Regions from separate parts of the Homo sapiens genome. Here region 1 is linked to region 2. The links are chromatin contacts, found by Hi-C or POLR2A ChIA-PET in ENCODE. All regions are on one chromosome and are shown on one strand. Each heading gives the region's core, a stretch centred on a gene start or an enhancer-like site at or near the end of the contact. The rest is flanking DNA. Distances are from core to core; before and after follow the strand shown. Region 1 overlaps TMEM8B (transmembrane protein 8B). Region 2 has its middle 16 kb from the start of CD72.

Evidence for each region. A loop is a pair of places that touch in the nucleus more often than their neighbours do. ChIA-PET counts read pairs that join two places held with the same protein, here RNA polymerase II (POLR2A). Pooled maps may share reads with other maps.
Region 1: a loop to region 2 is called in a pooled map, with 2.9 times the contacts of the local background. The contact joins two enhancer-like sites. A Hi-C loop is called at or near these places in 4 of 50 pooled maps. POLR2A ChIA-PET finds 5 or more read pairs at or near these places in 2 of 52 experiments (CD4-positive, alpha-beta T cell and naive thymus-derived CD8-positive, alpha-beta T cell).

The regions. Positions count from the first base shown.
Region 1 is chr9:35,845,072-35,850,757 of GRCh38, reverse strand. It overlaps TMEM8B (transmembrane protein 8B), which reads right to left. Exons shown (of 13, transcript NM_001042590.4): 7 at 4,690-4,783; 8 at 4,377-4,500; 9 at 4,147-4,289; 10 at 3,763-3,941. Among named protein-coding and RNA genes, the nearest start is that of TMEM8B, 19 kb to the right of the region's middle. RefSeq lists enhancers at 2,164-2,283, 2,314-2,383, 2,574-2,713, 3,507-4,382. Within about 2 kb of position 2,482, at least 7 of the 41 ENCODE cell types and tissues checked have a DNase peak (open chromatin) inside an H3K27ac peak, as active enhancers do.
Region 2 is chr9:35,631,565-35,637,347 of GRCh38, reverse strand. It overlaps a transcript of CD72 not described here. Among named protein-coding and RNA genes, the nearest start is that of CD72, 16 kb to the right of the region's middle. Within about 2 kb of position 2,612, at least 2 of the 41 ENCODE cell types and tissues checked have a DNase peak (open chromatin) inside an H3K27ac peak, as active enhancers do.

The sequences.
Region 1 (5,686 bases), core at 1,233-3,732, 210 kb before region 2:
GATATATATCAGCAGAAAAAAGGCAAAGCTGAATCACTAAACATTGAAGACACATCTAGGGGAATAATTGAGGGCTGACTTTCTCCTAGGAATTTGCACTAAAAGAAGAATAAAGAAAAATGGAGATATTATCTCTAGAGTGGAGAGGATTTGAAGAAATCATTTCACTAATATTTTACGACTAATTATTTTCCAGGTATACTAAAAGGTCAAAGAGATTGTTTAAGGTTGTGAAAAATCCACAGGGGTAGAGTTAAATTAAAATTGTAGTGTGAGGGAATTAGTCCACTAAAAACCGTGGACTAATTTTTAGATTGGCATTCCTTTTGTCAACAGCAATAAAAAGAAGTAGAAGTGACATAGAAAAATCAGGGAATTTAAGAAAAAAAAATTAGACTACAAACTGACTTCTATTAATATAATTCTAATCTAAGTTGATAACTTTCTCAGCTTTGGCCATTATTTATGAAGCAATGTAGGGAAATTATCCTGCAAGGTTTTTTTTCTGTGGAATTTTACATTTTTGTAACAGTGCATCTAATGCTCCAAAATGGGCTATCCAGGCACTGCAGAATGTGGACTATAAACGCAAACGTAGTTAATCCATGCCCAGATTGGAATATAATGGAACTTGCTGTTACTCCCTTATTTCCTGTTTTCTGCTTTCATTTTCTCTTGGAAACAGTTATGGGATTTTGCCAAGAGACAGTGAGAATGACCTGGGATGGTCTGAGGGATATAAGGCGTAATGAGAAGGTGGGCTTGTAGCCAGGATGCCAGCAATCAGCAAGGACACCTGCACAGCCCCAGAATGCCAGCTCTGTCTGGGTCTTCTGAGATCTAATTACAAGGATTCAAGGAGCACTGTGATGGATACACAGTTTGAACAGTACGGGTTCAAGTTGCACAATTAAAATGTTTGATATCTTTGTCCTGATGGTTTCTTATATTTGGCTTAGTTGTATTTTCAGATCTCTTGATCGGCTCTTATCTTTTAAGAATTTGGTGAGAACTACTAAACTGGGGCCATGCCTTTTTCTACATACTCCAGGACTTAAGAGAAACTGAAGTTGGGTTAAAAGCATATCAATGCATGCTCACTGCCCTGGTGCAAAGGGAGCAATATCATCTGTTACATGTGAGGGATCTGGAGTCAGGCTCACCCAGATTCTAAGGTAGATACTCACCTTCTACCTCAGGCAAAATATTTAACTTTCCCTTATCTACAAAAAAAGGATGACAAGAATAAAAGCATGTATCAACTATAACAGTACTATTGTGAGGATTAAATTAGCAGTGTCTGAAACAGCACATATTCAGTGTATGTCATTTTGTTGTAATCATTATCTGAATTGTTTGCCTATATACAAAAATCAAATGCTAAGTTTGTGGCCTGTTTTTGTTTTTTCAAAACATATTTTACATCTGTAAACTCCTGAATTATAAACCTACTGTCTGCTCCTATGTTCCAGATAAGAATGGATTACTACTCCCAAGTGTAGACTGTCCTGGATTATTTGAAGACAAGGAAGAGGACTGTTATCTCCTGTCCTAGTACTGACAACTGCAATTTGACCAATGGGTCCTTAAATGGACACTGCTGCAGAATGAAATAAGTCTACGAATGGCAAGGAGGGACCACAGAGAACCTGCAGGGAAAACAGAAAACATAGTTTTATGTTCTGGCCCATGTGGAAAAGAACAGGAGTGAGAGCAGGACTTTAGGCAACAACTCAAAGCCAGTAGCTTTTCCTTATTGCCTTATTTAAGAAAATGTGAGATTTTGGCCCGGCGCAGTGGCTCACACCAGTAATCCCAGCACTTTGGGAGGCCAAGGTGGGTGGTTCACGAGGTCAGGAGATCGAGACCAACTTGGCCAACATGGTGAAATCCTGTCTCTACTAAAAATACAAAAATTAGCTAGGTGTGGTGGCATGCGCCTGTAGTCCCAGCTACTCAGGAGGCTGAGGCAGGAGAATCGCTTGAACCTGGGAGGCGGAGGTTGCAGTGAGCTAAGATCGCGCCACTGCACTCCAGCCTGGGCAACACAGCAAGACTCTGTCTCAAAAAAAAAAAAAAAAAGAAAAAAAACAAAGAAAGAAACCGGGAGCTTTTTATGTGGTGCCAGGCACTTGAGGCTCTCCTAGTACTCCTGCTACAGGGAAGGTCTTTTCAGGCTGACAGCCACTGTATCCAGATAAGGAAGAGTCATCTAGCACTGAACACTCTGGAGCCAATCAGGATACTTGTGTCAAGTCCAGAGAGTGAATATGCTCTCCCTACATGCTTCAGGCTCCTGACACACTTAGGTATTCTTACTAATTATGAATCACATTCGATCTGCATGTAGCCGAGAGTGGGCTGGTAGAACAGCTGTTGCTGGAGGATTTGGTGAGCCACAGTAGAAAGGGCATCTGGCAATACGAAAGAGAAACAGTGTCTAACATAAAAATAGAATGAGGCACTGTGGGGGCAGGCCTAAAAAGGGGCCAATCAAGCAAAACTGGGGTATATGCTTCTCACCCAGCTTAAAGGGCCAAGATCTCTCTCTGCAGCATGGTTGCAGACTCTTCTTCCTCATCTCTGGATGAATCTCCAGGAGGACCCAGGCCCCTCAGTTTCAGCACATTTGCCCCTGCTTTCTCCCAGATGAGAACTATGATTTTTCTAATTTAGACATATGTCTGACCTAGTAATGCAGGATGCCAGGAAGGCCTGTCTTGCTTTCTGTGATATCCTTGCTGACAAGGCCTGAGCAGTCTGAAACCATCTAAGAGTTTTTGCAGTGCTCACATGCATGTCACATGGTGCCAAGAGCCTAGAGATGAGTTGAAAAGATTCCCAGATGTGACACTTCAGGGGTAAAAAGTCTACTTGGGGGTTAAGTAACATTAGCAGGCTCACTTCTCTACCTTTCCTTATAGTTTCTGGACGCTTGCTTATAATGAACTTTTCTGATTATGGAGGAGTGAGGAAAACACAGGAAAGAGATTGTGGCAATTCTGCAATGGGAATGGAGGGGTTTTAAACTATATTAATCTTCATCAAAATGCACTCCTTTGAGCTGGGATGTGATATGACACTGCCACTTCCGACAATGCCTCAGGACATAGTTGAGTCTGTAAAGCTTCTCAGGACTCTGAGAGTCAGATTGTCCTATAATCCCCCAATAGAGAGATCCCCTCTATCTTTCCAAAGTTCTCATGAGAAATCAAGGTGGCATGGTGACTGAATGGGAACGCCATTTCAGACCACAGGAACGAACGTGCTAACGATGTGCAGGTCCCCAGTGCGACGGAGAAGGGGAGCTCAGAGTAGCTAGCTAGCTCTCATATCATGGAAGAATGTGGTGAAGATGAAGACACTGTGTGCAGAGGTGTGGGGGAAAGCATAGATTTCCTGCCCCCATACAGAGAACATGGTGACTGTGCAGACACAAATCCATACTTTAGGCCAGTTTCTTGGCCCATGATTTGAGTAAAGGTCCCCTCAGCCCTCAGGGTGGACAGAGTGTGGAACAGCTGGAGGCCCAAACTTACTTTATTAAGTTGCAAACAGTTTTGTTCATTTACTCCAATGTGTCTTACAAAAATGACCATTATCTATGCATGACAGTTTGGGAAGCACTGCTGTCTCTGTCTGTAGAAGACACAGTGAAGGCACAGACATTCCCAAACCCTCGGAGAACGTGGTGGAAATACAGACTGTGACCCACCACCATGCACAAGCACCCAGTGATAAGATGCAGACACCACCGCATACCGTGGAGAAGAACATGGTGAAGGTGTAGACTGCAGCTTCCAGCACATATCGACTCCGAATGGCCAGGACCACAGGTGGCAGAAACATGAGGTTGCTCAGGCAGAGCAGGAGTGTGGACAGCAGCTGGAATCCATAGGTGAGCGCATCTGCACTGTCGGTGCAGCCCCAGCCTCTCCACCCTGCGGGTGGGGAAGGCACAGAATGGAAGAGAACAGACGGCAGCTATGGGCCTACGCCACAGCTTGTGGAGGGTGGTCTCACCCCGGCTCTGCCAAACCCGTCCCCAATTCAGGCTGCGCACTCCCCTACTCCCGCCGCCTGCCCACAGGCCCAGCAGGTCCACCTCCAGTCCACCGCAGCCCGCTCCCTCGCCAGCCTGCTCACCGGCCTTGCACTCGCAGGCTGCGTACAGATAATTGTGTGTGCGCAGCAGCTTGCACTGGCCGTAGGGCCCGCAGTCGTCCACGCATGGGGACAGGAAGGTGCGCATCCGCACCTCGGCCGTCGCGTTGCGGCACCGCACGAACCTGCGCACAAACTCGCAGTCACCTGGGGCCCCGGGCCACCCCCGCCAAGTCCCGGTCCCAGCCCTGGCCCCGCCCCGCACCGCTCACCGAGGCCCCACCCCGCACAGGGAGCGGAGGGCCAGGAACCAGGTCCCCGTCTGCGGGAATGGGATTCGCAGCCTGGCAACCCTGGTGGTGGCACTGACAGAGAGGAGGAAGCCGGCCAGGGACTCTGAAGGGAGAAGGAAGGAGTCAGTGAGAGGGAGGAGGGGTCAGAACCCAAGAACCCTCACCCACCTGCTCCCACTTCCCGGAACCCTAGCCTATCATTCCTCCATTCCATCCCTCCCCACCTTCACCTCTGCCCGCCACCACCACCCCCACACTGCAGCTTCCTCTCCTCCCCCATTCCTCACCTCACCTTTGGAACAGGTCACTGCTGCATCCCCCAGGCTCAAGGGCACCTCGTGAGTCAAGCATCCAAACACCGTCACGTTTTCCTGGCGCACGGAGCTCTGGGGAGGGCAGGTATGGAAGTGAGGCCGCCACATCCTCCATCTCCACCCACCGCCACCCTCAGACTCCCACCCCTGTTAACCCACACCTTCCAAGGACAGCCCATTCCTCCCGGCGCTCTCCACGCCAAAGCTGCTCTCTCACCTCCATTCTCAGAACAGAAAAACTGAAAAACAACAGATCCTCCACAGCAGAAATCTTTCAAGGACTGATGAGACGGCAAGGCCCAATTTTGAATCTGTTCTTTGGGCAGAAGTGTTTCAATTCTGTCCAAGCAAGAGAGAACACCCTCTTTTTCAGTCCTATCTAGCTCATTAAGGAGAAGGAGGGCTGTTGCCAGTTATAGAAACTAATTGTGGACAAAGGCAATTGTAAGGTTTCCCATCATCTTCACCTGGACCCCAAGACAGGTGGAGCATGAAGACACTCACTCCAACTCAGGTGAAATGATCCTAGGTACTGAACAGTGGTAACAGAATGCCCAAGAGATTAAATGTAGCAACCTGGCTGGGATTAAAAGAAACCAGATATCTGCAAGAGTAAATGTAAGGTGTTGTCTACAAGAATAAAGGCAACAGGATGCCATAAGCTCACCTCATTCAAGAAGGATTTGAGGCAGCTTACATAAAATAGAATATAATAAATGCCTGAGGGAAACTTAAAAATCAGGACAGGAAAATAAAGTCTGTCCCTAAGGTAGGCCATATATTTGATACTGCCTTCCAAGCAACCAAAGCAAAGGAAGTATCATGAGTTACCAGATTTGCAACTACATAATATAAAAGCTAATCAGAGTCTCTGGAGAATCACAGCATCCAAAGGGGAAGTTCTGAGATAAATTCTCATCAAAGCGGCACTGTGTGTTGTCATGCATCCTGTCCTCAGCCACAAGAGTGAGTTTC
Region 2 (5,783 bases), core at 1,363-3,862:
CCAAATGCCATGCACGTCTGTGTGAAGAGACCACCAAACAGGCTTTGTGTGAGCAATAAGGCTGTTTATTTCACCTGGGTGCAGGCGGGCTGAGTCCGAATAGAGAGTCAGCAAAGGGTGATGGGATTATCATTAGTTTTTATAGTTTTGGGATAGGCGATAGAGTTAGGAGCAATTTTTTGCGGGCAGGGGGTAGATCTTCTTACAAAGTACGTTCTCAAGCGTGGGGAGAATATTACAAAGTACCTTCTTAAGGGTGGGGAGGGTGTATCGTACAAAGTACATTCACAAGGGTGGGGGAATATCACAAAGTACTTATCGCAAGGGTGGGGAGGGTGTATTGTCACAAAGTCAATTGATCAGTTAGGGTGGGGCAGAAACAAATCACAATGGTGGAATGTTATCAGTTAAGGCAGGAACTGGCTATTTTAACTTCTTTTGTGGATCTTCAGTTGCTTCAGGCCATCTGGATGTATCCGTGCAGGTCACAGGGGATATAATGGCTTTTCTTGGGCTCAGAGGCCTGACAGGGACCTCAGTGACAGGACTATGTGGGACTTCAGGATCCTGCTCCTCTAGTTCCAAGACTCAGATACTCTCTTCATTTCTGACCTCGTGATCCACCCGCCTAGGCCTCCCAAAGTACTGGGATTACAGGCGTGAGGCACTGCGCCCGGCCAGAAAGTTCTTAAGAAATTACTTATAGGTGAAGAGGGTCTTTGGAAGCGATGTGGCCAGGGTCTCTCCATCTTTGGCCCTGCTCTGCAGTCTCTCAAAGATGGGTTTAAACTTCCAGCTTGGTTTTGTTACAAGGAGGGAACAGATTTAAGTGATTCTCATTTCTTCATTTCTACTTCTTTTATTTATATTCCATTTCTTCCCACTTTGCTAACTTGCTTCCCTATCCTTTACTGTATATTCTCTACTTAGTTGTTCTGGTTCCTTATAACAGCTTCATATTTCCTCTTCGGTCTTGTGACCTCAGTTAAATGTTTAATTATAGAAATAATGTGCACGTGGTTAAAAAAAAAGTCAAATAGAACCAAAGGCTACACAACAGTGGTTCTCAACCAGGGGTGACTTTGCCCCCACCCCCTGCAGGAAACATTTAGGGCATGTCTGGAAACATTTTTGGTTTTCACAACTGGGGAGGGGGTGGTAGTGGAAAGAGGTCAAGGATGCTGTTAAACAACCTACAAAACTCAGGTCAGCTACTCACAATAAGGAATTTCTCACCCAAAATTTATAGTGCTGAGGGTGAGAAATCCTAGCATAGGGGAAAAAATAAAAGTAAAAACCTCTCTCCCCCAATTCCAATTCCTACTCCCAGTCATAGTTCCCAGAGGTAACTACTTTCAACACTTCCTGGCTTTAAGTGTTTTGGTGACTTTTTATTTGTTAATAGTGATACTTAGACCTCTTAGAGCAAGAGAATTCTAGGAAACTCTAGTGAGGTTCTCCATTCCACACCCCCTCTGACAACTCCAGCTATAGGTGACAAACTTTAAGTGGGCTCCTCTGGGCTCCAAGCAGAGAGAATTCCTTATAGACAAGTTCTGGAAAACAGCCTCAGAGCCAAAAGCAAGGACTTTCAGGAAGAAAGCAAGTCTCAGAGACAGCCTGCTTCCCAAGGACAATCATGACTCTTCTGGGTCTTAACTACCAGCAAAACTAATGGTGGATTTAATTTCTCAGCCCTTGAGGCTGGGAGAATGCAGAAAAACCAGAGGGCAGAGGAACCTGCTGGCAGAGACAGCTGAATCCCTGACAGAAAAAATGAGAGCCTGGAAGAGATATGTGTGAAGCTCAAACACAAAAGATTTCCTTGAACTAGAAAATGTGATCTCAGAACTAAAAATTTCCATTGATAAATCAAAGGAGAGGACAGTCATTGCTGAAACCCCAAAATAGGTCTAGAAAATTAAATAGAAAAAAAGTCTCAAAATCTAGCACAAAAATATAGAATTGCAAATATGTGGTAGAAGGTAGAAGCCTGGAACAGATAGAGTAGACTTAACCTGCAAATGCTGTGGGTTCCAGGAGAAAAAGGAACAAGAGAGGAGAGATCATAATTAAATAATAGATGAAATTTCTCTAAGCTGAAGAAAGAATGATTCCAGCTCCAATTGAAACGAAAAGACACACACTCAGCTACATATAGGCAAAAATTCCAAAACTCTAAGAATATAGGAAATCTTACATACTTTAAGGCAGAAAGCAAGTTATTTTTTCTCATCTGCAACCCTGAAAGTTAAAAGACCCCCAGATGGAATGTGGGCTAATGAAAGAAAAGGCCTGCAACCTATACCCAGCCAAGGAAGAAAAAAAGATTTGCAAAAATCACTGAGTACCTCATCTGAGAAATACTTTTGAGAAGAGACTCTAATAAACAACAAATGAATCCTAACACAGACTTCAAGACAGGGGAAGAGAAGAAGCAAGAAACCAGTGGGGAGCAACGAACCATGTCTGTTTATGAGGTGTAACATATATGCTAAATAAGGACTCTTGAAACAGATGGAACACACTATAAGGGAAATTCTAATAAGGACTAAATTATCTCATTAAAACTGTGGAGTCAGGCGGTGGGGATAAGGGGAAGGTAAAAGTGTTCCAGAAGTCTAAGGCAGGGAGAGGTGGGGAGGAAAAATGGGAGAAAGGAAGGGAAGTGAAAGTAATCTAAAGGTCACATTTTGGCCAGCCGCGGTGGCTCACGCCTGTAATCCCAGCACTTTCGGAGGCCGAGGTGGGCGGATCACCTGAGGTCAGGAGTTCAAAACCAGCCTGGCCAACATGGCGAAACCCTGTCTCTACTAAAAATACAAAAATTAGCTGGGCCTGGTGGCGGGCTCCTGTAATCCCAGCTACTTGGGAGGCTGAGGCAGGAGAATCGCTTGAACCCAGGAGGTGGAAGTTGCAGTGAGCCAAGATCGTGCCACTGTACTCCAGCCTGGGGAACAAGAGTGAGACTCTGTCTCAAAAATAAAAAAGATTACATTTTATTGGGATGGGGAGGAAATAGAAGGTAATTAAAGTATTCTGGAAATAGTAGCTGTTGTTTTCATACACTAGAAAAGTCATGTGTATCTATCTGAGAGCAGGGACAGGGATGGTAACTATTAATAGAATGACAAACTCCAAATTAATGAGGAGAAAAATTGAATGAGTAGTAATTTATTTAATCTAGCAAAGATTAAAAAAAAGAAGAGTTAACAACAATATAAAAAAACTTTAAAACAAGTAAGATGGAAATAAGAAAATCAAATACATCACTCATTACAGTAAATAAAAGCGGACTGAAATCTACCATTAAAAGACTGTCAGATTTTGTTATAAATCAAATTTAGGCACACATTACTTAAGAGAAACACACTTAAAGTGATAAAGTTTTAAAATAAAGACATGGAAAGAGATACCAGGCAAATATTAAATATTATTTTAAAAACCAGAGGCTATATACAGACAATCCCCGACTTAACAATGGTTTAACTTAGGATTCTTTGACTTTACGATGGGTTTATCAGGGTATTAAATGCATTTTCGACTAACATTACTTTCTACTTATGATGGGTTTTTCGGAACGTAGTCCCATCCTAAGTCAAGGAACATCTGTACTGATATCAAACAAGAGAAATTTAAGTTACGGGCTGGGGGAGGTGGGAGAAGACTTCCTGCAAAGGGATAGGAGGATTTTGGGAGAGATAGGAAGGTTTTGTATCTTAATTGTGGTGGTAATTACACAACTGAATACACTTGTCAAAACTCATAGGATTGTACACTTAAAATGGATCAATTTGTTGTATATAAATTACAATGCAATAAAACTGGTTTTTAAAAAAAGAATGAAAATACTATGTTCACAAAATAAAAATGTGAAATGAGAAAACAGCGTAACATGAGAAACTCTCTCAATTACCCTGTATCATATATTATACTGTCAAAAAGATAGCAAGCTTTAAACAACACACGCACAGGAAAAATAAAGGGAGCACTTATTTCAAGAAATTATGAAAAGAATAAGAAAAGAAATCAAATCAGAAAATAATAACTAAAGCTAACACTAATGAAATGAAAAAAAAAAAACAAAAAACAAAAATACTAAGAAGGCCCAGGCACAGTGGCTCATGCCTGTAATCCCAGCGCTTTGGGAAGCCAAGGCGGGAGAATCACTTGAGCTTAGGAGTTCGAAACCAGCCTGGGCAACATGGTGAAACCCCATCTCTGAAGAAAAAAAAAAAAAAGTACAAAAATTAGCCAGGCATGGTGGTGTACGCCTGTAGTCCCAGCTACTTGGGAGGCTGAGATGGGAGGTTAGATTGAGCCCAGGAGGTGGAGGTTGCAGTGAGCTGAGATTGCACCACTGCACTCCAGCCAGGGCAACAGAGCCACACCCTGTCTCAAAAAGAAAAAAAAAAAAAAACTAAAAAGGATAAATAAATCCAAAAAATTGTCTTTTAAAAGAGCTAATAAGGCTGGGCACAGTGGCTCGTGCCTGAAATCCCAGCACTTTGGTAGGCTGAGGCAGGCAGATCACCTGAGGTCAGGAGTTTGAGACCAGCCTGGCCAACACGGTGAAAACCTGTCTCTCCTAAAAAATACAAAAATTAGCAGGGTGCAGTGGCAGACACCTGTAACCCCAGCTACTTGGGAGGCTGAGGAAGGAGAATCGTTTGAACCCAGGAGGTAGAGGTTGCAGTGAGCCGAGATGGTGCCACTGCACTCCAGCCTGGGCGACAGAGTAAGGCTCCCTCTCGAAAAAAAAAAAAAAGCTAATAAAATAAACCTCTTGCAAGCCAAATTAAAGGGGGAAAAAGAGAGAAAGATTAAATAGACAAGATTAGTTATGAGAAAGAAAACATTCTTACAAATAGAGGAGAAGGCCGGGCACAGTGGCTCAAGCCTGTAATCCCAGCACTTTGGGAGGCCGAGGCGGGCGCATCACGAGGTCAGGAGGTCAAGACCATCCTGGCTAACACGGTGAAACCCCGTCTCTACTAAAAATACAAAAAATTAGGCGTGGTGGTGGGCACCTGTAATCCCAGCTACTCGGGAGGCTGAGGCAGAATGGCGTGAACCCGGAAGACGGAGCTTGCAGTGAGCCGAGATCGCGCCACTGCACTCCAGCCTGGGTGACAGAGCGATACTCCGTCTCAAAAAAAAAAAAAGAGGAGAAAATTGAAGAATTATAAAACAGTACAACTGAAAATCAACCAATTTGAAAATTTAGAGGAAATGGATATCTTTCAAGAAATATATAAATTACCAAAATTGACCCAGGAGAAAGAGGAAAGCTTGAAGAGCCCAACTTATTTTAGAAAAGACTGCAATAGGAAGGTGATGAGAGACTCCTTTTGGGAAATACTGCATTCACATGGCACCAGATATGAGTTTTTTCTAACCTTAAATAATAATTTCTATGCCATTTATTTATTTTTATTTATTTATTTATTTATTTTGAGTGGAGTCTGGCTCTGTAGCCCAAGCTGGAGTGCAGTGGCTCGGCGATCTCGGCTCACTGCAAGCTCCGTCTCCCGGGTTCACGCCATTCTCCTGCCTCAGCCTCCCGAGTAGCTGGGATTACAGGTGCCCACCACCACGCCTAATTTTTTGTATTTTTAGTAGAGACGGGGTTTCACCGTGTTAGCCAGGATGGATCTCGATCTGCTGACGTCGTGATCCGCCCGCCTCGGCCTCCCAAAGTGTTGGGATTACAGGCGTGAGCCACCGCGCCCAGCCGTTCTATGCCGTTTAAACTGGTCAAGAGTATAGAAAACGAAGAAAGG